Linked DNA regions of Mus musculus: all the other regions are linked to region 1. Evidence: chromatin loops called from intact Hi-C (ENCODE). Cell type or tissue: gastrocnemius. All regions are shown on one strand. Links, peaks and the distances in the headings refer to the core of each region. The heading gives the core; the rest is flanking DNA. Region 1 holds the start of Slc45a1 (solute carrier family 45, member 1). Region 2 holds the start of Gm23405 (a small nuclear RNA gene). Region 3 overlaps Park7 (Parkinson disease (autosomal recessive, early onset) 7).

What was found. Hi-C counts contacts between places; a loop is a spot of excess contacts. Peaks named below come from ENCODE experiments on the same cell type or tissue, not always from the same donor. Only the 100,000 strongest peaks of a DNase experiment are listed, where the experiment ranks them.
Region 2: a loop joins it to region 1, with 14 times the contacts of the local background. A loop is called at or near these places in 20 of 42 quality-filtered maps.
Region 3: a loop joins it to region 1, with 7 times the contacts of the local background. A loop is called at or near these places in 38 of 42 quality-filtered maps.

What each region holds. Positions count from the first base shown.
Region 1 is chr4:150,650,736-150,660,591 of GRCm38, forward strand. It overlaps Slc45a1 (solute carrier family 45, member 1), which reads right to left and starts at 1,439. Exons shown (of 9, transcript NM_173774.3): 1 at 1,292-1,439. In gastrocnemius, for the core only: CTCF peaks have their summits at 5,453 (motif pointing right) and 5,990 (motif pointing right); DNase peaks (open chromatin) are centred at 1,401, 5,457 and 6,025.
Region 2 is chr4:150,960,431-150,970,286 of GRCm38, forward strand. It overlaps Gm23405 (a small nuclear RNA gene), which reads left to right and starts at 4,305; the gene lies at 4,305-4,463. It overlaps Gm30120 (a long non-coding RNA gene), which reads right to left. Exons shown (of 4, transcript XR_390979.2): 3 at 7,993-8,156; 4 at 5,157-7,199. In gastrocnemius, for the core only: CTCF peaks have their summits at 4,312 (motif pointing right), 4,938 (motif pointing left) and 6,318 (motif pointing right); DNase peaks (open chromatin) are centred at 1,994, 4,353, 4,937 and 6,321; H3K4me3 peaks cover 596 bases; H3K27ac peaks cover 343 bases.
Region 3 is chr4:150,894,343-150,904,198 of GRCm38, forward strand. It overlaps Park7 (Parkinson disease (autosomal recessive, early onset) 7), which reads right to left. Exons shown (of 7, transcript NM_020569.3): 5 at 9,473-9,542; 6 at 6,666-6,752; 7 at 2,791-3,129. The coding sequence ends at 2,969. Among named protein-coding and RNA genes, the nearest start is that of Park7, 11 kb to the right of the region's middle. In gastrocnemius, for the core only: CTCF peaks have their summits at 4,587 (motif pointing left) and 7,516 (motif pointing left); DNase peaks (open chromatin) are centred at 4,026, 4,566 and 7,508; H3K4me3 peaks cover 4,711 bases; H3K27ac peaks cover 6,432 bases.

The sequences.
Region 1 (9,856 bases), core at 723-8,722:
AAGGTCAGCCTGGTCTACAGAGTGAGTTCGAGGACAGCCAGGGCTACACAGAGAAACCCTGTCTTGAAAAATCAAGAAAAAAAATGTTAAATGCTTTACAAAATTTTATACTGTGACAGATTTTTTTAAAGTTACTTTTCTGTGGGCAGTTAGAGACACAACCTCTGACTTGCAGCAGGATACACCAGGCTAGCCCACCCAGGAGCTTCAAGAGATTTCCATCTCTGCTTCCTATCCAGCCCTAGGGCTGCCAGGATTGCAGGTACACGATACCACTACTGGTGGCTTTAAATGGGACATGGGGATTCAAATTCAGGTCCCCTTGCTTGGGCAGCAATTTCTTTATCCACTGAGCCATCCCTAACCTGTTATGGGCTGTTTCAACAGCACTTGATTAACAAAAAAGAAACATGCAATAACCTGAATACTTAAAAAAATGTATCTCACTTGGAATCAACCCATTTTCTTTTCTCTTTTCTGTTAAACAAAACAAAACGAAATGAAACAAACAAACAAACAAAAAACGGGGGGAGGGGGCTTTCCACCCATGGGGTTGCCTTAGGGTCAGTTCTCTTTCACCTCCTACAGATTCTCAGAGCTGTTAGTTCAAACCTCTTAAGGGGATGGAGCACTGAATCGGGGCCCAGTTCTGCTACATCTCCGGGACTTTGACTCCTTACTCAGGGCTAACTTGCCTCCAAAGTCCCGACTAGAAGCACTCTGACTTTGTTTCATCAGCACCTGACTCTCCTCCCCCTAAGAACAGGAAAACAAACGTTCTAACGACTCCAGGGGTCGTGAGAGGTTATTATCCAGAAGAGAATGAAGGGGAGGTTTGCCCGCCTCTAGTGTCAGCTTTAGCATGACACCCTCAGCGATATGACTCAGGACAGAGGTAATGACAGGGTGCTGTTCCCCATAACCCAGACATCCCAGGAGATGTTTTACAAAGGCCCCTGACCATCCAGAGGACTCAGCCTCAGGGAGGAGGTGAACCGGAAGCTGATGACACCTGCCCAGGTGGCCGGGAACAGGCCTGGGGCTCAATAAACAGAGCAGACGCTGGGTGCAAATTTTACCAGACTGCTTCTCCCTCTAGGCCTGCGGTTGCTGCGCCCCCGGAGGTTCCATTCTCAGCTTAATTCACTAAACATCCAAGAAGAACAAAGGTCTCCATGCCTGCCTAGAGCCCCCAGCCTGGGCACTAGTATCATCCTGGGGCCTAAGCAGCATTGCTCCCGGCGCCAAGCCGCGGAGCTGGGCAGAGGGCGCAGGAGGAAACGCCCGGTACCTGTACGTCCAGACGGGAGGCATCCCTTTCCCAGGCTGGGTTCCTGGTTCTTCGGGGTACAGCTCCGTCCTAGCCCGGCGCCCCCGGCCCCGCCGCGGCAGCTGCAGCATCACCCCGTGGGGCGGGGCCGTGACGTCACGGCTGCATCCCGCCGCTAGGTCCCGCAGAGCATCCTTAAAGCAGCCGGTTGGCTGTGCCATCGCACCTTTGGGGACAACCGGGGTCTATAGGCAGAATGCAGGAGTGGGAGGCAGTATGACTTTGTGGGACCAGTTCCAAAAACAGAACAAAACAAAAAAACCTGAGCGAAAAAAGAAAGACAGACATATAATAGTTTATGTTTGTTTTTCCATGGTCATGAATGTATTATAAAAGCACTTGCCGGGGCCCGTGACTGTTCTTCCTCATTCTCATTTTAAAGGAAATACATACATTTTTGTGTCTTCAATTCTAAGTAAATAGCCGTGCATATGTTTATAGATAAACACGTACCCCCTAAAATTGTGCCCATTGCACTAAACCAATCCCCCAAAGTATTACACTCATTATTCTGGCCACAGATCCATCAGGTGGCCGGGCTATGCCAGGCTTTATTCTAGACCCCTTGATGTAAGGAAGAGAGGGGGAAACCTTTCCGACCTCAGGGTTGACAGGCTAGAGAGGAATATACACATTAAATAGGATAAATAAAATAAATACGTAGGTGCTGGAGAGATGACTCAGTGGTAACAAGCCTTGCCAAGCAAGTCTGGAGATCTGAATTCAGTCCCTGGAACCCACTAAAGGTGGAAGGACAGATTCAACTCCAGTAATGTGCCCTCTGATCCTCCCCATAGCATCTGTGACACACACCCACCACTGCGCATATTCACAGTAAAGCATGCCAATGGTGTGTCAGAACACACAACTCCCTCAGAATACATACAATTTCAGATGAAACTGCTAAGGTAGAGAGATTATGGTGACTCTCCCGGGACTCTGCTGCCCACCAGTGACTGTGGCTGAAGTTGACTGTGTAGTTGCATGTCACTGAGAGTCTTAGTTCAGCTTCTGCACAGGGCATACATGTGTGCAGGCATGCAGTCTTTACTTGCCTAGCAACATTTTTGTAAGGGAAGAGGACACCTATGTTGGCTGTGACTAAACACAAACACAAGAAACAACTCCAGGGAGAGGGCTTATTCTGGCCTCTCGTTCTAGAGAACAGCGTAGGGGCGGGAGGGTGAGGCGCTACCCACACCACACCCACGATCTGGAAGCAGAGAGAGAGAGAGATGAAGGCTCCTTTGCATGCAGTCCAGGCCCCCAGCCATGGGATGGTGCAGCCCACATTCAGTGTGGGTCTTACATACTTAATGAAGCGGCCAGGTAAACACGGTGATGCTTCTTAGGAGAGACCAGATGCCATGGGGTTGATAATCAATATTTACGATCTCCAGCAACTCCAGCAAACAAGAAAGCAGGTAGATAGGGGGTGTGGGGCTGAGGGAGGGGTGTAGGGCTGAGGGAGGAGCATGGGGCTGAGGGAGGAGCGTGGGGCTGAGGGAGGGGCGTGAGGCTGAGGGAGGGGCGTGGGGCTGAGGGAGGAGCGTGGGGCTGAGGGAGGGGCGTGGGGCTGAGGGAGGGGCGTGGGGCTGAGGGAGGAGCGTGGGGCTGAGGGAGGGGCGTGGGGCTGAGGGAGGAGCGTGGGGCTGAGAGAGGCAGAGATGCTGCAAGTTTGAGTTGAGGAGGCAATGATATTTAGAGAAATACGCGGAGGTAAAGGGTCAGCTCTACTGACATCTTGAAGAGAAGTGACACTGGGCACAGGGAAGAGGAGTGAGTGCAGACGCCCTGGGGACCTGACATGATCCAGACAACTACAGGCCTGTGCTGAGCAGCCACACGGTTGCTCCAGAGGGAGATGCATGGCCGTGGGGGTTGAGGTGAGGACATGTTGAAGAAATGATACTTCGAAGACAACGTAAGGCTGAGGACGTTCTCAACAAAGGGTTGATCTGCCCACAGGTGGCAGATCTGTGGGCAGGGAAGAGCCCAGTGAGCACAGAGCTTGAGAGGCCTTGTGATGGGAGAGGCTGCACAGAGGCCCAGGTGTCGGAGAGGAGGGGCTGCAGTGGCAGCTGGAGGCAGGACTCCTGTCATTTCCTCCCTCCTCCATCTCTCCTCCCTCCATCTCTCCTCCCTCCATCTCTCCCCCCTCCATCTCTCCCTCCTCCATCTCTCCCTTCCTCCATCCCTCCTTCTTCCACCTCTCTCCCTCATCCATCCTTCCTTCCATCTCTCCCCCTCCATCTGTCCCTCCCTCCACTCCTCTATCTTTCCATCCCCCACCCCCCCTTTCCTTCTTTTAATGAGGTCTCGTTATACTACCTAAGCTGACCTTGAACTCTATAGGTTTATGCTACCATGCTGGCTTAAGTAGTGTGATTGTGTATGTGTGTGTTTGTGTGTTTGTGTGTGTGCTGGGCTTGGACCCTGGACCCTCTTGAAGGCTATGTTGAACAATGTCACTGAGCTACACCACCTGTTGCCATTGTCTAAGAGCAGGGAGAAGCCAGAGAGGGTTCATGGGTGGGGGCAGGCACTGTGAAACAAGCTATATTCCTATTCTGCAAAGACCATGAGGCTCTTGGTGGGAAACTGAGAAGGTCAGGGGTGGGTGTGGGGACGGGTCGGACAGGAGGTCGAGGCCTGGCCTAGATGGGAGGAGACAACTTTGAGGGTAGAAGTGGCCAAGGACAGGCAGAGACATGTCCTAGCTTGCTCTTCTGTTGCTGTGAGAATCACCATGGCCAAAAGCAGCTGAGAGAGGGAAGGGTCCCCTGACTTACATGTTCCTGTGCGGTGACTGTGCATCATGGAGGAAAGCCAAGGCAGGAACCCAAAGGCAGGACCTGAAGCACGGGTCATGGAGGAGCACTGTTAGGGACCCGCCCCACAGCTTGCTCCCACAGCTTCTACATCCCAGGCCCTCCTGCCTAGAGATGATCCCACCCGCAGTGGGCTGAGCCCTCCACATCAGTCAGCAAACAAGAGAATGTCACAGCAAGCCTCCTGCTTCTGTTTCTCCAGTCTAGGAATTTGGGATGCACTTTTACCCTAGCTTTGGAAACCTGTTTGAGAAACAGGTCACATGTAGCCAGACTGGCCTAGAATTCACTTCGTGACTAAGTGGCCTTGAACCCCTGATCTTCCTCTTGCCTCTACTTCCCAAGTGCTGGGATTAAGGGTGTTTGCCATCAGGGCTGGTTTACACAGTGCTGGGGTTTGAACCCAGAGCCTCATGCGTGTTAGGCAAACACTCTACCAACTGAGCCAGGGCTTTCCTTGGCCGTGGAGGCCCTCCCTGAAGTCTTGTGGAAATGCTACCTTCCCCTATGGGTGGGACCCTTTTCACATCCAGGACTTGGTCCTGGAGACATGGTCACATGTAATTGCAGGGAAGCTAGAACCTCCGTCCAGAAGAGGGAATGGGGGTGGGGGTGGGGCGGCAGCAGGTGCCTCACGGAGGATTGTGCAGAAGACAAAGATTGGTATCCAGTTTCTCATTGTCACACTAGGATTTTCCAGCAGGAGAAAGGGCTTAAAAATCTAGGCATTGTTGAGAGAAAGAAAAAAAAAAAAAAAAAGAAAGAAAGAAATTTCAAAAATTCCTCTGCCCTCCTTTTACTTTCCAAATCTAGAAACTTCCTTTTTATTTCTTTAACCCTTCCAGGAACAGAAGAAAGCAATTTTGCTTCCTTTTATTTCTGTCTCTTTCTGTGTATATTCACTCCTGTCTACACAGTAACTCACAGGAGATCAGGGCTAAATTAGGCAAGGGAACCATGACTCTATGCAGTGTCGTGATTCCTCCCAGCCTCAGTGGGAGAAGGACTGTCCATCAGGCCAGAAGTCACACGGAGCTTGTAAGAGAGACCCAGGGACACTGGCTTCAGGGCCAGGCAGGGTGTCTACCTGGGACACTCCAGGAGACCAGGCTATCAGTGTCAAATCTCAGAATCTCGCAGAGCTCATGGGGACCTACACGCGATCGGGAGTTCCCGCATAACGTCACACATGACTCCCAGCGGCTATCTCTGTCTGAAGACCAGGATGGCAACGTTAGCAGGAACAAGACCCAGAGGAGCCAGGCAGTGGGAACAGGTACTCCGCGTTCCCACTAGGTGGCGCCAGAGCCCCACCTTCGCGGGGGCAGCTGTGGTCTGCAAGTGGCACCTTGGCTCTGAGGCTTAAAAAAATAAAAATAAATAATAAAAATTACCCGTCCTTCTTAAACATGCTTTTTCCTGCAAAGCACGGAGCCACTTAGGGTTTTCTCAGACCACACGTTCTCTCTCTCTCTCAACGATATTTATTTATTTATTTATTTATTTGAAAATTCAAAAATTTTCTTATTTTATGCATATGAATGCTCGGCCTGCAGGTATATATAGGTATTCACAATGTGGGTACCTGGTACCCACAGAGGTCAGAAGATGACATTGGGCCCCTTGACCTGGAGTTGCAGGTCGTTCTAAGCTACTGTGTGGGTGCTGGGACTTGAACTTGAGTTCATCTCTGAAAGAGCAACATGAACTCTTCACCATTGAGGCATCTCTAATCCCTTGATTTTATTTTTAAGTTATGCGTATGTGTCTTGTGTGTGAATGTGTATCTGTGTGAAGGTAGCCTTGGAGTCCACAGGAGGGCGCTAGATCCCCAGAGCTGGAGTTACAGGACTTTGCGAGTTGCCAGAAATGGGTGCTGGGAACTGAACTCAGGTCTTTTGCAAGAACAGTCGATCTTAGGCTAGCCACTGCGTTGATCTTTCTGTGGGTAAGAGAGGATGCCAACAGACTGGGTTGGAGTGGGAGTTTGAAGATGGAATGGAGGGATGTGGAGAAATGCCCTTCTACAGTGCTGTGCAGCCACACACGGTGACCCACACACCTCAGCCCGTGGTGTGGGTTCTTTGCTCTTGTTTCGAATGATCTGAGGAGCATCTGGGACTGGGAGGCAGAGTTGTGGGGGAGGTCAACAAAATTAGTGACAGCCTCACACCCTGGGGACCTGGGTACTGGTGCACTGTGGTACTGGGAAGGGAAGCAGGCAGCCAGCTGCACGCTCTTGTCCCGCGGCTTCAGGAGAACCTTATTGGCTGCAGGATAGCGAGGGGTCCTGGCCAGTGTTCGAGACCACCCTGCCAGATGTCTGCTTTCAGATGGCTTGATTGACTTGCTGGTTACAATTCTGAATCAACTCCGCAAACCTCTAAGCACATAACCAATTAAAAAAAAAAAAACACGAAAAATTCAAATTACTCCATCTTTTCTCTTAGTGATTGTTATGAATTAGAATTTGTGATTGTTTGGGCTAGCGAAATGGTTCAAAGAGTGAGGGCCCTTGCTGCCAGGCTCGAGGACCCCCGCTTGCTCCCCAGAGCGCACGTGACGGGAGGACAGAACCGATTCTCACATGTCCTCTGTCCTCCACACACTGTAGCACTTACATAATGGCGGCGCACACTCTAAATAAGTAAATAAAGGTAATAATTTTTCTAATTCATGATTTTTTTTTTCACTTTTTGATAGAGGGTTTCAGGGCTGGAGAGGTGGTTAGGGCTCAGTGGCTCAGATCACTGGCTGCTCTTCCAGAGGTACTGAGTTCAAATCCCAGCAACCATATGGTGGTTCACAACCATCTGTAATGGGATCCAGTGCCCTCTTCTGGTGTGTCTGAAGACAGCTACAGTGTACTCATATAAATCTTTAAAAAAAATGTTTCCTCTAAATAAAAGAGGGGGCATCACTATGTCATTTTAGCTGGCTTGGAACTCAGTATGTAGATCAGGCTAGCTTGCCTCTGCCTCTTAAGTGCTGGGATTAAAGGCATGCACCACCACTGCCTGGCCTCATTGTTTTAATTCTTGAAGGTTATCTGCATCTACACTGCACACTGCTCAAATTCATTTTCCATACCAAATATTCCATTCCACAAGCGTGCCTCGGGATATTTGCTCAGATATCTGGTCTGCAGGCTCACTGGATGCAACCCTACTGAGGGCATTATAACCCCGCACAGGTACACACTGGAGCATCCTGCAGGGTACATGTTCAAGAGCTGCAGTTTGGAGCAGACATCTTCTTTCATGTCTGCCCAAAGGCTGTACTTATCCGCACTCTTGAAGGCAGGCAATGAGGACTGTCTGCCCGCTCATTCACCACTGTTTGAGGTCTTTCCTGTTGGGGAGATGGACAGACAGGAAACAAACGTCCTGATTACATGTCCAGGTGACTACAGGGCTTCAGCACCTCACATTTAAGTCATTTTAGTTTCTCTTCTGCAGCATGCCCGCTCAGGCCTCTGTCCATCTTTCTGCTGCCCACGTGCCCGTCTTAATGATTTATAGTGTTCATGTGTGTGTTGGATAGAGTCCTTTGCAAGGTTGTAACTTCAATCAAGTATCAATGGGTGTTGTCTATGGAATTGCCCTGGGGTCCTGGCTAAGAAATTGCCCCTTCCCTGGAGGTCGTGAACATCTTCTGTGTCATCTTCTAACAATGTCATTGTCCGGCTTAACTTTTATATGCCCTTCACGTAGGATGGGCTTTCATTCTTGGCGTGGGGTAAGTGTCTGCCCCTGTGTCCACTTGGCTGGGTGCTGCTTACAGAGATGATTTTCCCTCTGCATTGTTCCGAGAGGCCATTTCTGTCATGGATACAATTCCTAAGTGTTGGGGTTCATGTCGCCTTCGCAGTCTCCTGTGTGCATGTCTCTGGGGTAGGTAGGTCTTCATGTCAGGAGGAGTAAGGCCTTCCACTCTGTACCTCAGCTGCATGTCTCTGACTCCTCGCCATTCAGCTCTGAGAATGAGTCTTCCCATAGCTATACATACATTTAAAAAAAAAAAAAGCAGTTGCAGCATACACATGAGGACCCAAGTTCAAATCTCCAGAGCCCACAAGAATCTGGGCATGGCTGCACATGCTAGTAATCCCAGGACTGAGGAATTACAACCCCAGACAGGTGGATCTCTGGGGACTCACTGCCAGCCAGAAAATCACAGTGGTAAGTTCAACAGGAGAGCCTGTCTGAGGCAGAAAGGTGGAGCTGGCAAGATGGCTCAGCAGGTAAAGGGGCTTGGTGCTTGTAGTAGGAGCACACTTATACATACACCCCTACACACTTCCCCCTGCACACCTCCCCTTGCACACCCCTCCTGCACACCTCTCCCTGCATACCTCCCCCTTGCACACCTCCCCCTGCACACCTCCCCCTTGCACACCTCCCCTTGCACACTCTTGCGCACGCTCGACTGGCCAGGAAGAACGACGCTGCAATAGGATCCTTCTGCACACGTTTATTGGGAGAGCTTGATTGTAGAGGCGAAAAGACTTCGAGCCCAGAACTGGTGCTGCTTTTATAGGCCTAGGAGGGGCGTGTCTCACACCCGGATTGGTTATGCACTAAGCCTCATTTGCATGTTCCTCATCTGATTGGCTACTCTCTCTCAGTACCTTACAGAACCTCATTATCATACCTCATTTGCATGTCTCACATCTGATTGGTTATACTCCCAGTACCTTACAGAACCTCATTATCATGCCTGGGCCAGGCAGTGTCTTTGCAAAAAACTTTACTGCATATGTACACATTGGTTGTTTGTCCAATCTTATGCGTGGTGGCCAGCAGTAGTCAGTGCCACTCTGCAACGGCACATGTGGCTTCCCACAGCACACCTCTCCCTGCACACCTCCCCCTTGCACACCTCTCCCTGCACACCTCCTCCTTGCACACCTCCCCCTTGCACACCTCCCCCTGCACACCTCCCCCTTGCACACCTCTCCCTGCACACCTCCCCCTTGCACACCTCCCCCTGCACACCTCCCCCTTGCACACCTCCTCCACCCCTTTCCTGGCTGCACTGGAGTCCTACCCCTCCTCAATACTTGCTCCCCTCCTGCAACCCTCACAGGTGTCCTCAGACCTGCTTGTCTGTCCTATGGAATCGTGAACTTATTTACAGCTGTCACCTGTCACTGCTTCTTTGTCCTTGAACACTAAACAACTCTAGGATGCTTGACAAAGACCTAGCTCTCAGTATGCACTACTGACATTTGCATGACAGGGACTGATTGACAGCGTCAGAAACTACCCACTGATGCTTCAGACACCCTCAGTTTCTTCGTGTCAAAACCCGTGACCTTGTATTTGATTTTCTCGTGTACTGTGTGGCTGGCCAATGCCAGGTGACCTCTCAGGTCAGTGATTCTCGAATTTCATAGAATTTTGTTGTTGCGTTGCTATAACAGGATTCCTAAGAGTGAGTGAGTTTTTAAAGAACAGAAGGTTATTTTGGTCCCGGGTCCTGGAGGCCTCTGGTGAGCGCCCCCTGCTGATAGGTGTAGGTAACTTAGTGCCAAGACTCCTCTCCCACAGGAAGACATGCACCATGGCCATTGAAAGGCTAGGGGCTTGGAGCTCAAGGAAGCCCCTGAGGTGGACTGATTGCCTTTTTGGAGAGCAGATTACTGGAGGAGTTATTAATTCCACAGGTGGACAGACAGACAGCATGGTAGGGG
Region 2 (9,856 bases), core at 1,057-9,056, 310 kb after region 1:
GCATGGCAGCATCCAGGCAAGCATGGTGCAGGAGTAGCTGAGAGTTCTACATCTTCATCTGAAGGCTTCTAGAATACTGACTTCCAGGCAGCTAGGATGAGGGTCTCAAAGCCCATGCCCACAGTGACATATCTACTCCAACAAGGCCATACCTACTCTAACTGGGCCACACCTTCTAATAGTGCCACTCCCTGAGCAGCATATACAACCCATAACATTCCACTCCCTGTCTCCCATAGGATTGTTCAAACATACGAGTCTATGGAGGCCATACCTAAACATACCATACTAAAAAAGTACATTTAGTCCAACTTCCCAAGTCCCCATAATCTATAGTAGTATCAACAATGTTAAAATTTCAAAGTTTCTTATGAGATCTATCCAGTCACTAAATTGTAATCCCCAAAGCAAGACAGGAAACCAAACCAACTGGGCAAACTACAAACTCTGCATCTCTCTGTCTGATATTAAAGCAGTTTTCAAATCTCCAACTATTTTTTTCACCTTTGTTGTCGGCAACAAACTTCTGTCTCCTGGGCCGGTTCCACTCTGTTAACAGGTTTCCTTAGCAGATAGCTCCTGGCTCTGGCATCTCCAAAGTCTTGGGGTCTCCAAGGCAACTTCAAAGTTACAACTTCCTGTTTCAATGTCTGGGATCCACACATGATCTTCTGGGCTCCTCCAAAGGGCTGGTGTCACTTCTCCAGCTCTGCCCTCTGTAGCACTCTAAACTCAGGTTGATCCACTCCATTGCTGCTGCTGTTCTTGGTGATCATCCCATGGTACTGGCATTGAAAGATCCTGACAGAGTGTAAAAGGTCACAGAAGCCCATGCCTCCTTTTCTGAGAATCCGGCCAGCCTGACGGGTCTGGTAGAGTCTCTTCTCATCAATCCACTTGAGATGATTGTCAGTAGCTCCTCCAGGTTCTGTTTACCAAGGTTCAGAGGTCAGTCCCTCATCATCAAGGTGGGAGTAGGGCACCCATCTAGACAGGCACGATGTAGGCAGAGCTGAGAGTTCTACATCTTCATGTGAAGGCTGCTAGTGGCAGACTCCCAGGCCCTATTTTTAATGATGGTTCTCAAACGCTTTAGCCTCCCTTGTAGCCCATCTCCCACCAGAGGTAGTGGGAAAGAAAGGATATGGTGGAAGTGGACCTGTTTAGAAATGGTTCTTTGGAACAGCTCCCATCTGTGTTGTCTGGAAATCGGCAGTTCAGTTCACAGGTCAGCAGCAGCAGCTTGATCCACTCGCAAACACTTCATAGATACACCAATAGTCCAGTTTGGTAGCATTGTGTATCGGTAGTTGATTAATCTGCTCTAATCTCCCCTGCAGCGGCACACCTCACCACCTGCTCCTGGTGCTCTGGATTCTCTAATAAAACACACACACACACACACACACACACACACACACACACACACCCTTCTATTTTAATATGTCTTAAACATTGTAATGGCTGGGCCACTCCCAAACTTCCACATTGCTAATGCCTCCCCTCTGACACCCCTGAGTTATTACTAAAATCTATATTCCATCTTTGCTACCCTAGACCCAATGGTGTGTGTGTGTGTGTGTGTGTGTGTGTGTGTGTGTGTGTGTACTGGGGCCGACTTCCCTGGCTGGTACTGCCTTCTGCAGCTCTCAAGCCTGCATCTTATTCCTTTCTTGGCATGGTGACTATTCTTCCTCCCCTGTGTTCCTTGCCAGGGAACCTAAATAGTCCTGCCTCTGTCTCCCCGCCCAGCCATTAGCCGCCGGCAACTTTATTTACCAATCAAAGCCAACTGAGGGCAGGAATTCCCAGAGTTTTACAGGTAGACATTCGGGTTCCCATGTAATTTTGGGAGCTGAATTAACACAAGAAGCGTTAGAACCAATTCAAGAACAAGAGTTGGGATAGCAAGCATGAATCAGCAGCTGTGGCACTACCTAGCAGAGACAGCCAGGCCTCAGCCTTGGCACGAGTCATCAGGAGAGACCTGGAGGAAAGCCAGAAAAAGTTCTTGGCTGTGCCTCAATCAGGGAAGCAAAGATCAGGGAAGACTGGAGACCCACAAGTGTTGCACAGCTAACTCTATAAGCAAGCCTGGCTCAGCCTCTGTCACTGTCGAGTCCTGTTTACACTCCCTCCAAACATCACGTGCCCTTCACACGTCTTGCCTCAGCACAAGCACTGTCTCAGCTGACATCCTCTGCCCATCAGCTGGAGTCTGGGGAAGCAGCAAGAAACTGCAGCACACTACCAGAAGTTTTTTGGTGCATTTCTGTCTATGGAGTTCCGACAAATGCAGCTCAACTATGCAACGAAAGGTAGACCAACACCTGCGTGTTGTTAGCAAAGAATCCTTCATCACGTGTCCTTTCACATGCTTGCTTTAGTAGAACATCCTCTCTCCTGCGTCTGCTTCAGCTAAACACCATCCAACTGACTTTCCAAAGAACCCTTAGATTTCCACTTCAATTACAAATAAAGCTACTATGAACATGGTGGAGCAAGTGTCTTTGTGAGATGGCGGGGCATCTTTTGGGTATACGCCCAGGAGTGGTATAGCTGGATCTTAAAGTAGAAATATTCCAAGTTTTCTGTAAAACTGCCAAATGATTTCCGAAGTGTTTGTACAAGTTCGCACTCCATCAGCAATAGAGGAGTGTCCCCTTGGTCCACATCCTCACCAGCATGTATCACTTGAGTTTTTGATCTCAGCCATTCTGACTGGTGTAGGATGGAATCTCAGAGTTGTTTTGACTTGCATCTCCCTGCCCAGTCCCCTAAGCACAAGCATGGTATGTACTCACTGATAAGTGGAGATTAGCCATAAAGTACAGGATACCCACGCTACATTCCACAGACCCTAAGAAGCTAAACAAGAAGGAAGGCCCAGTGAGGAAGCTTGACTCTCACCTAGAAGGGGGAATAAAATAGTCATAGGAGGCAGATGGAGGGAGGGGACTGGGTGGTAGAGGGGATGGGAATGGGGGTGTTCGGGATCAAGTTTGGGGAGGGACTGGAGAGATGGTCAGATAGCCAGGAGAATGAATGGAATTCTGCAACTGACAGGGGTGGGGGCATCTCCAGGAAGAGACAGAGACCTGGGGTTATTAAGTAGGTATCCAAGAATCAATGGGGGTGGCCTTAGTTGTGGCTCACAGCATGAGGGATATAGAACTGGAAGAGGGTACCTCTTATAGCCAGGCAGGAACCTCAATGGATTGGTAGGAACACCAACCTACCCACAAAACTTTTGACCCCAAATGTATCCTGTCTACAAGAAATGCAGGGACAAAGATGGGGCAGAGACTGAAGGGAATAGCCAACCAATAACTGGCCCCAACTTCAGACCCATCCCATGAGCAAGCACCGATCCCTGACACTATTAGTGATGCTCTGTTATGCTTTCAGACAGGAGTCTAGGAAAGGCTCTCCTGAGAGGCTCCACCCAGCAGCTGACTTAGACTGATGCAGAGACCCACAGCCAAACAGTGGGTGGAGCTTGGCGACTCTTATGAAAGAAGAGGAGAAAGGATTGCAGCCTCTAAGGGAATAGGGATTGGAACTCCTCAGGAAGGCCAACAGAGTCAACTAACCCTTAGGGCTCTCAGAGACTGAACCACTAACCAAAGAGCATACATGGGCTGAACCTAGGCCTCCCCACACATAGGTAGCAGATGTTCAGCTTGGGTTATGTGGGTGGGTCCCGAACAACTGGTACGAGGGCTATCCTAAAGCTGTTGCCTGTCTGTGGGATATGTTCTTCTAGCTGGGCTGCCCTGTCTGGCCTCTGTAGGAGAAGATGTGCCTAGCCCTGCAGAAACTTGATATGCCAGGTGGGGGGATACCTAGGGAGACCCCCACCTTCCCAGAGGAGAGGGGAAGGAGGGAGAGGGAGGGGAGAAAAATTGGGAGGGGATGACAAGGATGGGGCAGTGAGCAGAATGCAAAGTGAATAAGTAATAATAATAATAATAATATAATAATAATAATAATAATAATAATAATAATAATAATAAAAATAAGGATAAGCACTGTGGAAAAGCCCTCCACAGCAACACCTAGAGTTGAGTTTGAGCTGTGCACCAGGCTCTCGCCAAGGTGCTCAGCAGTTGGGCTTCACTATCAGCCCACTAGATTTTTCTTTAAACTGTTTTTCTGTGCTTTAATTAAAAAAAAATACTGCATGCTGTATGAATTTAAGACTAAGTAATAAATAGCAGTAATCAGAATTCTTCTGGGGTGAACAGAGTTAAACACGAATCACACGCACATGTCTTTACTGTATATGTCGGGCAAGCTTATCCGTAGTCACCCAGCAGGGGGCACACCATGACCACAAGGTGGTTTCCCGGTGTGAGGCTCCTCCGCTGCCCTCGGATGTGCTGACCCCCGAGATCCCCCCCACACGTGGGAAATTAACTGCGTAATCTGTGGTAGTGGGGGCTGCGTTCCCACACCCTCCTAAAGGAGATCTCTAAAAACCGCACATAATAAAAGTTTACAGTAGAGACTGGAGGACAGTTCAGCTGTTGAGAACACTTGCTGCTTTGGCTGAGGGCGTGGGCTCTGCTCTCAGCAGTCACATGGTCTCCTTTCCGGGGCTGGAGAGGTCGCTTACTGAGTACAAGCACTTGGTGCTCTGACTGAGGGCTCGCCTTCAGTTCCCAGCATCTGTATCAGCGGTTCGCAATCTCCCTCATGCTGGGACTCTTTAGTCCCTCATGTCATGGTGACCCTCAACCATAAAATAACTTTTGTGGCTATTTCACAACTGTAATTTTGATACTGTTATGAATCGTTATGTGAATATCTGTGTTTTCTGAGAATCTTAGGCGACCCTGTGAAAGGGCTGTACAGTCACGACCCACAGGTTGAAAAGGGCTGATCTACATGGTGGCTCATAGGTCTCTAGTTCCAAGGGATCTGATGCCCTCTTGTGGCCTGCCTGGGGACTGCACAATGTGGTTCAGAGACGCATGTAGTCAAAAATACCGTAACACCACTACTAAATAATAATGATGATGTTGACGATGATGATGTTTGTTTGTTTGTTTGTTTTCGAGACAGGGTTTCTCTGTATAGACCTGGCTATCCTGGAACTCACTCTGTAGACCAGGCTGGCCTCGAACTCAGAAATCCGCCTGCCTCTGCCTCCCGAGTGCTGGGATTAAAGGCGTGCGCCGCCACTGCCCAGCTTTGATGATGATGATTTAAAAAATATATCCACTAGAACCGCAGTCGAGAGTGCATAGTGCTCTTGCAGAGGAACCAAGCACCCATGCTTGGTGGCTCACCTGTAACTCCAGCTCCAGGGATCTGACGCCCTCTTCTGGCTACTGCAGGCATCTGCATACACTTGGTATGCTTTCTACACAAATGCATACATAAATGAAAACAAGTCGTAAAACTTGAACAGTAGCAAAAGCAACAAAAAACCATATTCCAATATAAATACCAGAAGACCTTCATTCTAGGATCCCAAAGTCTCTCAAATCACAAAACCAGAAAAGCCCGGTCTTCAGTCGTGAGCACCATATTTGTTTTGGGCATATCTGTACAGAGCATCTCCGATGACAGATGACACGTGGGTAACTCTCTGTTGAGATCTGCATCTGGGCTCTTCAACACGCTGAAACAGGTCTCTGGTTGTTTGGCTGTTGAATTAAATAATTAATTAATAAGTCCCAGTGGCAGGCTCACCACCCGCCTCAATGATATATGTTCCCCAAAGAAAGACATTCCTCCCCCTCCCCCCACACAGCCTTTATATTTTGATAGGCCTTAAGTAGCTCAATAGCTGGGCCACTGCCTAACCTCCACGTGCCAATAATCTCTGTTCTCTCTTCGCTGCCCTGGACCCAGCTGGGCAATCCTCTCTGGCCACACTCTCCCGGCTCCTTCACATGGTAGCTACCCTTCTCCGTCTGTCCCAAGCCCCAGGAAATTAAAAATACCCGACCTCTGTCTGTCCTCCCCAGCTTGGCTGTTGGCATTTTTATTTAACAGTCAGATTCCATTGGGGGCAGGTTCCCAGAAGCTACTTACAGACACTACTTGCAGTTTTGGGGACCCAAATTAACATTAGAAAACAAGCAGCATTTGGCCAAACCCACCTCATTTGGCAACCTGGATCTTGCTTAAAGGTGTTCAGCTTACCGGGGTCTCTGGATCCTCCTCCGCATTTACCCCTAATGTCACTTAGCGCGATGCTCAGATGTAAATATTTGACACCCACACTCACCCACTCACTTCTGCCACCCTGCTGTTGGAACTTTTTGTCAGATGAGAAACTGGAAAGAACAAAAACTCCCTCCGCCACAAGAGGGCGGTAGACACCACCATTGTGTGGGTGGCTACCTGGGACCAGGGAGACTCCAGGATGAAGAGGTGCCAGGAGTCATTTAATTATCACCTGTCTTCTTGCAGACAAGAAGGGAAAATGATGGTCATCTTCTGGGGACTAAGGAGATCACACTGTTGGCCAGGGTCTATACCCTCAGATGTTAACTTGGTCTCAATTAGACGGAACCAGGAAGTTCCTAACCACGTGCAATCAGCCCATCAGAAGAAAACATGGTCTTGGGCAGAGAATGAAAATTAGAGACAGCAATTTAAGTAACTAAGACCATTCTAAAGCATGCATGACACGTGGCTTTGTTTGGTTTTTGAGAGATGGTCTCATGTAACCCAGGCTCATTATGTAGATCAGCCTAATTCTGAACTCCTGATCCTCCTGCCTCCACCACACAGGGTGTATGCAGTCCTGGGGATGGAACCCATCTCACGGCGGCACTCCCACGGGCTGTTTCAGATCCAAGCTCCATGTAGTTAATGTAGCCTGAAATCTCACCATGTTCCAAGAAATTGCTAGAGCCAAGCCTGCTGGTATGTGCTTATAACCCTAGCATTCCCGAGGCTAAGGCAGGAGGACTGTTCCAAGTTTGACGCCAACCTGGTCTCAGCATTGAGTTCTAAGCTAGCCCGAACTATGTGTCCAGACTGTGTCTCAAAAACCCAGGAACAATGGTTAGATGAAGACTCCGTTGGTGAGATGCTCACTGTGGAAAAATGATGGCCGGAGAACTCCAGTTCGAGCCCAGAGCCAACGTCAAGAGGCTGGGTGACCTACTGCGCAGACGCAATTCTAGCACGGGGAGATGGAGAGCAGTTGGCTCCATGGCGCTTGACGGCCAGCCAGCCTAGCCAGAAAGAGAATTCATCTCAAGGAATCAACGTGGAGGGCAGAACGACACTCAAGTTTGTCCTCTGTCCTCCACAGGCACCTCTACATACACATATACATGTAAACACATACACATAAACACACACACACACACACACACACACACACACACACACACATACACACACGATTTCTAGGAAGAGATTCCTGCTAGGAAAAAAATGATCAAGCTGTTTGGTTGGAGCTTGGAGTCCACTGCTCACCCCTGCGTGGCCTGGGGAGCCCCGTCTAATCTCCGCCCAAACCCTCGCACACTGAAAAACTCTGAACAAAAGAAGGGCCCCAAAGGCGGGTGTGGTGGCGCACGCCTTTAGTCCCAGCACTTGGGAGGCAGAGGCAGGTGAATTTCTGAGTTCGAGGCCAACCTGGTCTCCAGAGTGAGTTCCAGGACAGCCAGGGCTGCACAGAGAAACCCTGTCTCGGATACCCCCCCCCAAAAGGCCCCCAAATCTCAGTTCCGCATTTCCAGCAGCTGATGCAATCTGCCAGCCCACCCGTGTAAGCGATCAGCTTTTGACTATATTTGGGCACAGTTCCGGCTCCTGGCTGATACATCATCGCCCGAGATCTATAAACCCCCTGGCCTTAGCCTGGGCTCGTGGTTTCCCTGGCTCTGTTCTCTGGGACCTGCGAACCCACCCAGGAGCTGCGCCCAATAAACGTGCACCTATTTACTTTTACGGTGATCTGATCTGGCCTATCGCGCTGGTGAAAACCTATTACAATCTTCTAGGAAAAGCATAATTTACCAAAACAGACTGAAGAAAGGAAATGCATAAATAAAACTGCCGTTGAGAAAGCTGAGGAAGAAGTTACAATTCCTGCCATGTTAGTCCAGAGGCCCAGGTAGTCCTTGACAGCCATGGGTGCAGTTATTCCAATATGTTCCAACTTCCGTGGGGTACAGGCAGGCCTGGAAAGTAGAGGGAGCAGTCTACTTACTGCCATGTTAATCTAATTGCTTCTGAAATTATTTTTTTTTTAAAGTTTTATTTTATGCGTCTCTTTGCGTGTGTACACATGCACCCGTGTGCTGGTGCCCATGCAGGCCAGAAGAGGGCATCAGATCCCCCCACCCCACCCCGGAGCTAGAGTATCAGGCAGTGGATGTGTTGCTGTGTGGATGCTGGGAGCCAAACCCTGGTCCTCTACAAGAGCAGCCAGTGCTTTTCAACTGCAGAGCCACCTCTCCAGTCCCTCAGATCTGAAATTCTTAAGCAAACTAGTGATTTTTGCAAATGAAACAGATTGGACAATACAAACTCTTGTCTCTCCTTTGCAAGAGCTGTTTCCCAGTTTTAACCGTGTCAGATGGTGGTTACCTTTGAATTAACGATGATTGACCAGTTAGTGATTGTAACAGGCATTGCATCCCTGAAGCCTTCACTTTCTGATACGGTCTATCCTGAGCTTCCTGCCCTGTGGTCAACTCTGACTCACTTCTTCCCTGTCACTTCTAAGGGATAGAAAGGGGCGAGGCTCACTGCCCACACACAGTCAACACAGGGCTGGGGATGACACATAGCTCATTGCCTTTGTGCTGGCCTCACCTGTGCGAAGATCAGCACTGCATTAGAATCAGGTGTGGTGGAGAACTGGGAGCCCTGCGCTTGGAGGAGAAGCTCAGGGTGACTCCTCGGCTACCCAGTAAGTTAGAGGCCAGCCTGGGCTACCGAGAACCTGAGTTTGATCCCCAGGACCCACACAGGAGGAGGGAACTAACTCCTGCAAATTGTCCCTTGGCCTCCACATTTGTACCATGACATTCATGTGCACATGCTCACACACATGAACACACACACACACAAACACAAAAGCAGTGTAGTTAAAAAAAAATCTTGTCTTAAAACAAGAACATTGTCACTGTAGGCCTGATTTAAACACATTTCTCTACATGCAAACCTGCCAGAGGTGTGTGTGTTAGCATCTGATCAGTCATCACAACATCTAAGGTGTGCAGGCAACAGTGAGCCTCGCCCAGCTGATCTACACAGTCAGTTCCAGGGTGGGCCAGGCCTGCACAGTGACACTGTCTTGACACAGCAAAGGGTCATTCAAAGGGCTCCATGGGTACCTGTCACCCAGCGAGACATCCGTGGGTACCTGGGTACTTGACAAGCTGAGTCAGGTCCCCCGGAACCCACAACTCCTGCAAGCTGTCCCCTGAAATCCATATGCACACTGTGGTATTCACCCCGCCCCCCCCCCAACACACACACGCTAAAATTAATTAAAATGTCGTTTAAATGTTTTGATAGGAACAACAAACATTTAGAAACCTTGGTCTTTCTAAATCAAGCACAACACAATGATATGAATGGGAAAAAAATCCCATTAAAAATAGCAGCTTAGGAAGGTGGTGAGATGGCTCAGTTGTTAGGAGCACTGGTTGCTCTTGCAGAGGAGCTGGGCTCACAGCACACTTGACTCCAGATCCAAGGGGATCCGACACCCTCTTCTGGCCTCCACAGCCTCCTCATACACACGTGGTGTACATAAACTCAAGCAGTCTCACAAACATACACATAAAGTAAAAGTAAATGAGTAAAAACTTATGTAGAGGGGTTGGAGAGATGGCTCAGTGGTTAAGAGCACAGGCTGCTCTTCCAGAGG
Region 3 (9,856 bases), core at 892-8,891, 240 kb after region 1:
CTCACGGGCAGAGCCCGGCTCTCTGAGCTTTTCTGTCACCTTTTGAGACTCGGTTTCATGGGATCCAGGCTGGCCTCGTTTTTGATATGTAGCTAAAAGTGATCTTGAAGTCTGATTCTCCTACCTCCCGTGCCCAACGTTGGAGTTGGATGCGTGTACAACTCTCGTTGGCTTGTTTGCTTTGTGGTACTAGGGATCAAACCCGGGCTTTGTGTATTGGGGGTAAGGATGTCCAGCACTCAGGCTGACGCAGGAGCACTGTGAGCTGTCTTTACAAAACCAATAGGAGGAAACTGCAGGTACCAAGGCCACTCCCAACGGAAGGGCCCCCACCCTTAGGTGCTAGGTACAGAAGTGCTGAGTCTTCCTCTTGTGGGATACCACTTTGCACCCAATGGTCCCTACCATCCTGCCACCCCCACCTACTCCCCCACACCTCCCATCCCCCTCCCCCCCCAGCAGCCCACAGAGCTGGCTCGGAACTCAGCTGAGGAAAGCCACTCCTGCAGCTGGCTTAACGCTCTGAGTGCCTGGCCCCATGAAGATGATCTTGTTTCAGTCACGGGAGCTGAGCTCTGGGCAAGGGTCAGGATTGGATTTGGTAGGAGCAGCACAGGCTTGGGGCATTGGGGTGGCTGCGCTATAGCACTCTGAGGTGAACAAAGTTTTACAAAAAAAAAAAAAAGGATCGAACAGACAGTCTGAGCCACTCCAGACTGAGAAAGAGGCAGCCCACTGACAGGCCACACCCAACCCTCCCCCACCCCCTCAGTTCCAGGTCCCCAGCCACCTGTTGGAGAGAAGCAAGCTGGACTAACACTACAGAGTAGCCCAGGGGCTAGACTCTTATCAACCCCAGAGCCAGCAGGCCACAACTGGTCAGAGCTGAGGGTTTGATGAGCTAGCTTCCTGGAAGAGTCCACTCCACACCCCAGGGGCTAGACTCTTAAAACCCCAGAGCCAGCAGGCCACAATTGGCCAGAGCTGAGGGTGTGATGAGCTAGCTTCCTGGAGGAGCCCGCTCCACACTCCAGATGTGCAGATCGATACCACTTTCAGGGTTGGCTGTCCAATCACCTCCTGCTGCTCCAGGGTGGGACAGGAGCACACATCTCTCCCGCTATAGATGGCATTCCAGGAAACCATGGAGAGCCAGGGGTGCTACTCGGGATTTGGAGTCTGAGGACAGTCATCACCAACAGTAAATTACTTACAGAGAATAGTTTGTGACTGTCGGGATAATGTGTCCAGAGACAAGGGTCTCTAGCTCAGGCTGGCCTGGAACCATGTGACCCAGGCTGGTCTCAACCTCAGACCTGCAGTTCCAGATGTCAGCCACCACCCCTGGCCTTTGGTTTTCATGACCATATGAAGTATATTTATAGGTACCTCAAATTCAAGCTGAACCCCAAATTCACCCTGTCTCTGCCATCTCCTCTACCTGCTGAAATGTGAGCAGCTTCCGGCTGCCTTCCAGGCCTGAGCACTCTCCATTGTCATTAACCCTGCCTTAGCTGGCCAGGGGTGCTGCTTGCTCCAATGGTGAGGCTGGCAACTGGGCCCCCGCCACCTGCTCCTTGGCTAGCTTTGGTCACCTCTCCAGCCTCCATTCACCGGCTCCTTCTCATGCCACGCCTCCCTGCTCCTCCATTACCCCTAGCCAGCGGCTGCTTGGCCTTTGTGCTTTTTCTTTCAGGTTTGCTTGAGGCCTCTTATCAGAGACCAGCCTATTCGTTCTCAGATTTCCCGGAGACCCTCATCAGGAGTCTTGTGCTAGCAGGCAGGAAACTCCATGTTTTACCATAGGACACGAGTGTGCCTTGAGCCCACAGACTGACTCCCCGGACCTGGCACACATTACTCGGTGGAAGAGGGACTGAATGAAAAGTCCTGCTGTAGCCCAGGCCGTCTCTGAGCTCACTGTGAGAGAGCTGAACTTGTGGACAATCCTCCTGCCTCAGCCTTCCTAGTACTAGGGTCAAAGCAGTGCCCGCCACAGCCCCAACCCCCACAGTAAACACAGTCCTCAGGCTGCCCACCACTACCACCACATCAATGAAGTCCCCGTTGTTTCTCCCTCAGCAGCCTCTGTATTATTTTTTTGGTTTTTTTTTTCTTCTTTCTTTTTCAAGACAGGGTTTCTCTGTGTAGCCCTGGCTGTCCTCGAACTCAGAAATCCACCTGCCTCTGCCTCTCAAGTGCTGGGATTAAAGGTGAGCACACCACTGCCCAGCCCTCTGTATTATTTTTACTAGTGTTTATTACGGTGTGCACTTATCCCCAGTGCTCAAGAGGCAGAGGCAGGCGCGCCTCTGCTGTGTGAGGCCAGCTTGCTCTACATACTTAGTTCCAGAGCTACATAGTGAGTCCCCGTCTCAAAACAATGTGCAGTTTCCAGCTTTGCTTTCTTGACAGGAGCTGCCAGGTCCCTCCTGAGGACTGCAGGTGTGTTCTTTCTTCACAGTGACAAGATGGCTGCCAGTACTCCATCTTTAAGTTCCTTCGTGGCTATCCCAGCAGAGAAAGAGAATACCCAAGCTGAGCCTTGTCCACTGACCAGCCTAGCCTGGGCTACATGGTCAGGGCAGATGAGGCCCAGCCCCAGCACATTTTACTCCTCAGTGAGAGCCCAGTGACTCTCAGAGCGCCTGAGGAGCCCAGGAAGCGCCCGCCATCAGAGGCCGTCCGTCTCCGCAGCAGGAGGGGCCGAGCTGCTCCGTCAGTCTGCAGCTGCACCAACAGCAACCACCTGCAAATGTAGCCAGCCACAAAAGACCCCAGACACAAAGGTAGCTGGCAGGAGCTTGGTAAACTGTTTATTCTACTAGCAAGGTTCAGAAACATACAGACCCGGGATGAGAGCCCCGTGTGGCGGCTGCTTCACATACTACTGCTGAGGTTCCCTGGGCTCTGGACACACCAGTGGGCTTCCAATGCCTGCTCAAGCGTGGGGCCCAGGGCTTGGGCTCTAGTCTTTGAGAACAAGCGGTGCCTTCACTTGGTTGGCCATGTCTTTCCCCACGAGTGCCTCCACAATGGCTAGTGCAAACTCAAAGCTGGTCCCCGGCCCGCGGCTGGTGAGGATCAGGCCGTCCTTCTCCACGCGGCTCTCTGAGTAGCTGTAGTGACCTACAGGGAGCAGACAGTCACTCTACACACACTGCTGCCGCCATTCCCGAGGTCTGTCTCCTCTGCCCTCCAGACTACCGGGTACTGTGGGGACGATGGTAAAGTGACTGCAAGGGTGGCTGGAAGGGACCAACAGCGCACGTGGGAGAGCTCTGTGGGCACTGGTGATGGACTTCTCCACTGCCTACTTTGTTTGCCACAGGGCTGCTGTGGCAGAGGCAGGGCAGCGGTGAGGACAGAGACTGCCTGGTCCTCTGCAGTCCCAGACCACACAAGACCAGCACATGAGGTCTCTTCCTCTGCCTCTCCCTGTTCCTCTGAAACAATGTGGTGGGCTCCACCAAGACTCCCCACGTCTCCCCCACTTTCTGTCTCGTACGACAGGACCCAGGCTCCAAGCACCCGCCTGCCCTCTGGGGCCTTACTCATCTCACACCCTCACCCCACAGGCCAGAGTTGCTTTCCGGGAGCCTAGCCGTGTTCCCAGCATCCGGCCCTTGGGCCAATCTAGTGTGGTCCTGAAGCAGGCCTGCTGGGGCCACAGCTGGGGCCTGCTGCCTGTCCCCTCCAGCACCCGCAGCAGCTGGGACCCTTTGCTTTCTTATATCATCTGCTATTCAAAGTGCTTGGGGTCTCTTCTGTTCTCGGTCTCTGACCAGAACACGGAAGCAGGTTTCGTCCAAAGTTCCTGACTCAGTCCCCCAGGCAGTCTCTCTACTGTTGAAGAAGGGCTCTGCACCAGCATCTCACCCTGGCCAGCTCTGTCTCCCTCCGCACCGAGGGCACTGTGTGGAGGACCTCACTCTCTCAGGTCCCTGTAGGAGACCCTCTGCCCAGGATATCTGGGCTTGGGCCTTGGCACAGAGGCAGGGAGTGGAAGGGCTGGTCGGAGACAGAACTTTAGGGAAGAGATGGATGTTGGGAAGGGAGGGCGGCCAGAGTACGGGAGGCCTCCAGGCAAGGACTCCTGCAGGAGCAGGGTCACGTGCGGACGTGAGGGCGGACACCAAGGATGATCAGGAGCTCCACATGCAGCCCTGTGGGAACCACCAGCATGGCCCCAACCTGAGATGCTTGGGCACAGCTTCATGTACCCTGTTTCTGCCCGAAATGAAGAACCCAGGACATCCAGAGTTCACTGAGAGCCCTCAGAAGCGCGTTTCTCCTCCAAGCGGGGCAGCCACACCAGGAGGAGCCTGCCTCTCTATCTCATTCAAAACTCCATCTGCATCTGCTGACCAGACAGAACATACCAGAACCTTCCCACTTACAGGACGGTAAAGAAAACAGAGACCGCCACTGGAAGGGACGTCTCGGTTCACCCAGCCCTACTTTCTGATGGCTAAACCAGGACAAGACCTTTTAAATCAAATACTAGAAACCCAGCCTCGGCCTTAACCAGGAAGTTTAAAGGTCTCAAACAGGGTTACCACTTGTCCACGGCCCCCACCTAGTGGCCACAGTGAGGAACAGCCTCACAAAGTGTACCAATGCAGCCGGGGCTGCTGTGGAGCCTGGGGGAAGGAAGAGGATTTGGCGGTCAGGATAGATTTGCAGACATGAAAGAATCTCTTCAGAGAAAGGCACTCACTACTTAGGCCTGTCTATGACAATCAGGGAACACCATTGCAGAGCAGTTTCCATAGAGACCCAAAGCCCAGAGAGCCCAAGTCCTTGGCCCTTGATCCCTCAAGAGAAGGCAGTCAGCCTCTGAGCACGCGCCTCCTCAGCCTGCCCTCAGGCCTTGCTGCCTGAGTACTCACTCATCCAACACACTTCTGAGGACTACTGCTGCTGCCATGGGCAGGGGGAGCCCAAGCCAAGTGTTACGGAGCCCCCAGAAGAACCTCGCCTACAAGAGTCACGTGGAGGATGGCTACTGTCCCTCAGACTGCTTTCAAAGGGTACAATGGACAAAGAGTGTCCTAAAACCAGGACTTACTGACCCTGGCAATGATGTAGGGGAGGGAGAGCCTTCATTACAGAGAGGAGGGGAGGGGAGCCGGGTTCCTTGCCTTGCCAAGACACCGTAGGCTCCAGGTAAGCTGGGCACTGTGTAGGCTATGAGGTCCCACTGTGTGCCCTCAGTACCCGTGTTTCAGAAGCTCAGGTGACACAGGACCAGCATGTGCTTTGTCCCCTTGTGCGCATGGTACACATGGCGCACACGGTGCACAGCGCAGCCTGAGTTCGTGCCATCCTTCCTACCCTGACCTCACTTCCTGAGGCTCACACAAACTCAACTCCCAAGAGCCAGAGCTCATAACAGAGCGGTTTCACCCAGTTTGACAGTCAGTCTCCCTCTAATAACTGAAACAGAGCAACAGGCTTTCAGGGAAACAACACTTGGGACAAAGCTAAGAACACGCGAAAGTGCAGTCACAGAGCAACTCCATGTGTCGCTGCACACCAAACACACACTCTACTGCTGAATCTTAGCCTCTAAAACAAAAAGGTACGAACTTTTAAAAACTGCGTGTACACTATTTTACTTCAAAAAGGGAGCTCTAGTTATGCCCAGGTATGTATTTAAGAATGTTCTCAGGGCTGGAGAGATGGCTCAGTGGTTAGAGCATGTCCCGCTATTGCCAGAGGACCCGGGTTCCATTCCCAGCACTCGCGCCAGACAGCTCACCACTGCCTGTAACTCGGCTCACAGGGGACAGAACATCCTCTCCTGGCTTCTGTGCACACCTCCTCATGCACACACATAACTGAAAATTAAATAGCAACTTAAGGAAGTTTCTCGACAGCATGGGTTCACATAGGCAAAGAAGCAGAAACCAACCACAGCCCACACCCAGGAGCCAAAGAAACAAGCAAGACACAGGAAATCCAACTAGCAGTGAAGTCAACCTGCCAAAGCTAAAAAGGTAATGACGAGGTTGAGGTGAGAAGGTGCAGCCTCATATGGCACACACCTGCACGCCCATTTAGGCTGAGGCAGGAGGATGGCTTCAGTCCAGGTCAAAGCTACCTGTGCAACACAGTGAGGGCCCATCTCAAACACAAAAGCAGGCTGCAGAATGGCCTAACTAGATCTGAATAACAAACTACCTGGAAAGGCTACAGCGGAGCTTTAGAGTCACAGAGGACACGTCACGGGCCTTACTGACAAGCGCAAGGAGGAAAGCGCAAGGGGAGGGGCATCCAGCCTCGCGTCAGCCCTCCTACCCTGTCTGCTCACTTCACCAGAAAGAGAAATTGCTTTCAGAGGGTTAATAAAACTCAAATGCCTAGCTGATAGGAAGGAAACGCATCACCAAGCAAGCTGGCCGCCCACTGAAGACATTGCCAAAGGTCTGCAGCACTGTGCACTGTGGGCAAAAGGCATTTGCTGAAACTGCTGTCACGGATTCGGTAAAAACACTACCTAAACTAGCACTTCACAACCCTCCCCGCTGTCGAGTCAGGGTTCTGGTGGCCAGGCTGAGGCTGGGCTGGCGCCGCTGAGAAGTGCGTGCAGAGCCAGGAGCCCTCCACTTGGCTAGGATTCTGTCATATAGGGAAGCACAGGGAGGGAGGGATATACTCACTGCCATTCATCATTTTGTCCTTAGCCAGTGGGTGTGTTGTGACCTTGCATCCAAAACCTACTTCGTGAGCCAACAGAGCCGTAGGACCTAGGAAGAAGATGTATATATACAGATGAGAGGGGAGAGAGAACCTGTGCTGTAAAACAGAAATACAGCGTGTGAGGTGGCGCACGCCTGACCCCAGCCCTTAGGAGGCAGAGGCAGGCAGATCTCTGTGAGTTCCAGGCCAGCTTGGTCTACAGAGTCAGTTCCAGAGCGTGTCCCAGGTCAGTGAGGACTACAAAGAGGGCTCTGCCCCAGAAAAACAAAGACAAAACAAAGAGTTTACCAGAAGTATTCTTCTAAAGCAAACACCCGAGTCTGAACAGTCACGGCTCTAAATCCCACTGCTTAAACACAACAGAGGCGCATCCTCCCGCCATGAGCCCCGTGAGCACCGGGCAAGGTGTGCACGGCCGCCTTCCTGTCATAGTAAGTGACTAACTAATGTGGTCAAAGGCCTGATTTGAAAATGAAGACAAAACAACTTACCACTGCCATTATCTGAGCCTCTAAAGAAGGCCATGCCCAGCCGGGCGTGGTGGCACACGCCTTTAATCCCAGCACTCGGGAGGCAGAGGCAGAGGCAAAGGCAAAGGCAGAGGCAGGCGGGTTTCTGAGTTCGAGGCTAGTCTGGTCTACAGAGTGAGTTCCACGACAGTCAGGGCTACACAGAGAAACCCTGTCTCGAAAAATCAAAACAAAACAAAACAAACAAAAAGAAGGCCATGCCAAGAGTTAGCTCTGGGAACCGGCAGCAAGCTCAAGGCAGCAGACCCCACCCTTTCCTACAGCGCCACCTGGTGGACACTTGAAGAACACCCCACCAACTACAAGTCCTTGGGTGTCCTGGTTCCTGGTAAGTCCTTCCACTCCCTGCTTCTGGCCACCTACAAGCTTCACTGCAAGCTTCCTTCTCTCCCCTCAGGAAAGCCTCCCTGCGATGACTTTCTTCTGGACTCAGCAGCACCGAGGGTGATGCTAACAACGGAGCTCCTGACTGTAACATCACGGTCACTCTTGACTGCTGATTGAAGACAGGCTTCATTACAGAGCTCCACTCCCTGCCTGGGCCACCCCAGTTTTCTGTTTATCATCCCGAGACCGTGACACAGGACAGTCTGCTAGTAATGTTTCTTTTTTTAACAGTGACTTGGTTCGGAGGAGGGCCAGGCCCTCAGGTCTGACTGAGCGCAAGTGAGCGAGCCAGCTGCTGCTGTTCCAGTCAGCGACTCGGAACACGATGACACTGCAGTTTACCTTCAGCCAAGTCTAAGAACAAACCCAGGCAAACCCTAGGGAGGCCGGTCTCCCAGGTCAGCGAAGGACACCAGCCCCCTGATGACTTCGTACCCACCGTCAGGACAGTCCAGGTTACAGGGATTGCAAGACCACCAACCAACAGAAATCCCTGGGCCTCGGCACGGCAGGAAGTCAGAGCTGTGGGAGCCTAAGACGGGATGCCCAGGGCAATGCGTAGGTGCTCCCAGTGGCTCTCTAATGTGCTCTCAAGCATGCAATCGTGGCATCCCATGATGCCCACAACCTCTGTCACTTCAGGGAGTTAGAATGGCTTTGTATGTCGGTTTTGAATGGAGCTTCTCACATGCTAGGCACATACAGCTCAGTTATGCTTGGTCCTAAACTGGGAACTTTTAGAGCTTTTTCCACATGTTTTCCCTCCATTCTTTCCTTCAGTGGAGAGAGGCTCTCTTACGTAGCTAAGGATGGTCTTGAACTCACAGCAGCCCTGCCTCTCCCTCAGCACGGCAGTTACAGCCTGGTCTCCCAGACAACCCAAATGTGATTTTTTGTTTTGTTTTGTTTTGAATTTAACTTAATTTTATATGCATTGGCACAAGGGTGTCAGATCCTCTGGAACCGGAGTTACTGACAGTTGTGAGCCACCATGTAGTTGCTGGGAATTGAACCCGGATCCTTTGGAAGAGCAGTCAGTGCTCTTAATTGCAGAGCCATCTCTCCAGCTCCCAGGAAGGATCTTAAAACAGGGGAGGAGCACACAGCCTTTGCCCGAAGGATGGCGCTTGTCAGTCTGATGTCATTTCAGTAAGACAGCAGCCACAGATGTCTCTACAGTATCTGCTTTGTCCCCTGGGGGAGGCAAGGGCACCAGAGCTAAGATAGAGTCCCTTGGTCCCCAAACAAAACCATCCACTCCTCAGTCACTGATTCACCTGTTCTGTGACACACTTAAAAGGCATCTGATGAGGAAGACGCCGGATGCCAGACCGTCACCTGAGAGGAAAGCCACATCAAGGATTTGAAATGGGCCAGGAAGCAAACTGTTATAGTCTCAAGGCTCAGGATATGTACGAGAGAGCTCATCTGAAGCCATGGGTTTCAAGAGCACCCAAGCCAAGACTCAGCACGCACCCAGGCAGGCGAGGCCGGGGGAAATGTGTGGCGTTTGTGCCGGTCAGATTCTTGCTGACTCTCCTGGCAGGCCTAACTGCTGGCACAGAGATGCGCCGGAACAAGCTGTTTGCTGGATTCCAGAAGCCTGATTTTTCCCTGAGGTCAACCAAACAGGGCAAACACTGAGTTTCACAGATTAGCGACCTAGGGCAGACAGAGACAGAAAGCTCAACAATTGGGCTCAGTGCTGCCATGACACGAGTTCATGCCACCCAAACCAAACAGCCAGTGTGGGCGCCTTTTGGCTTCCTGAAGGCAAGCTGTGTGCAGTCAAGCTCCCAGAGACAGGCCAGCCCCTCGCCAGCTACAGCTCCACACCCGCACTTACTCACCTGCACAGATGGCAGCTATGAGGCCCTTCCTGCTCTCCTGCTCCTTGAGGATCTCCTTCACCATAGGCGACTAGAGAGAGAACCCAAGCACCCAGTCACCATCGAGACACGGTCTCTCACGGGAAAGCTGGGACCCTCACTCCCAGCTTAACTCGCTTCTAGCTGTTTCCCAGAAAGCGCTCTAACCCGGAAGTACAAAAGTGGCCAGGTTCCTAACATGTCTGTGCTCTCAAGCCCGGCCAATGGCACTCACCCCAAGGGAAAGGCCCACCACAGTGACGACAGGAAGGAAAAAGCAATGTCACCAAGGCACGTAACCCTGTCCTGTGCTCTAGGAGAGGCAGAAGCGAGGGGACACGGGGTTCAGCAGCTACAGATGGCAGA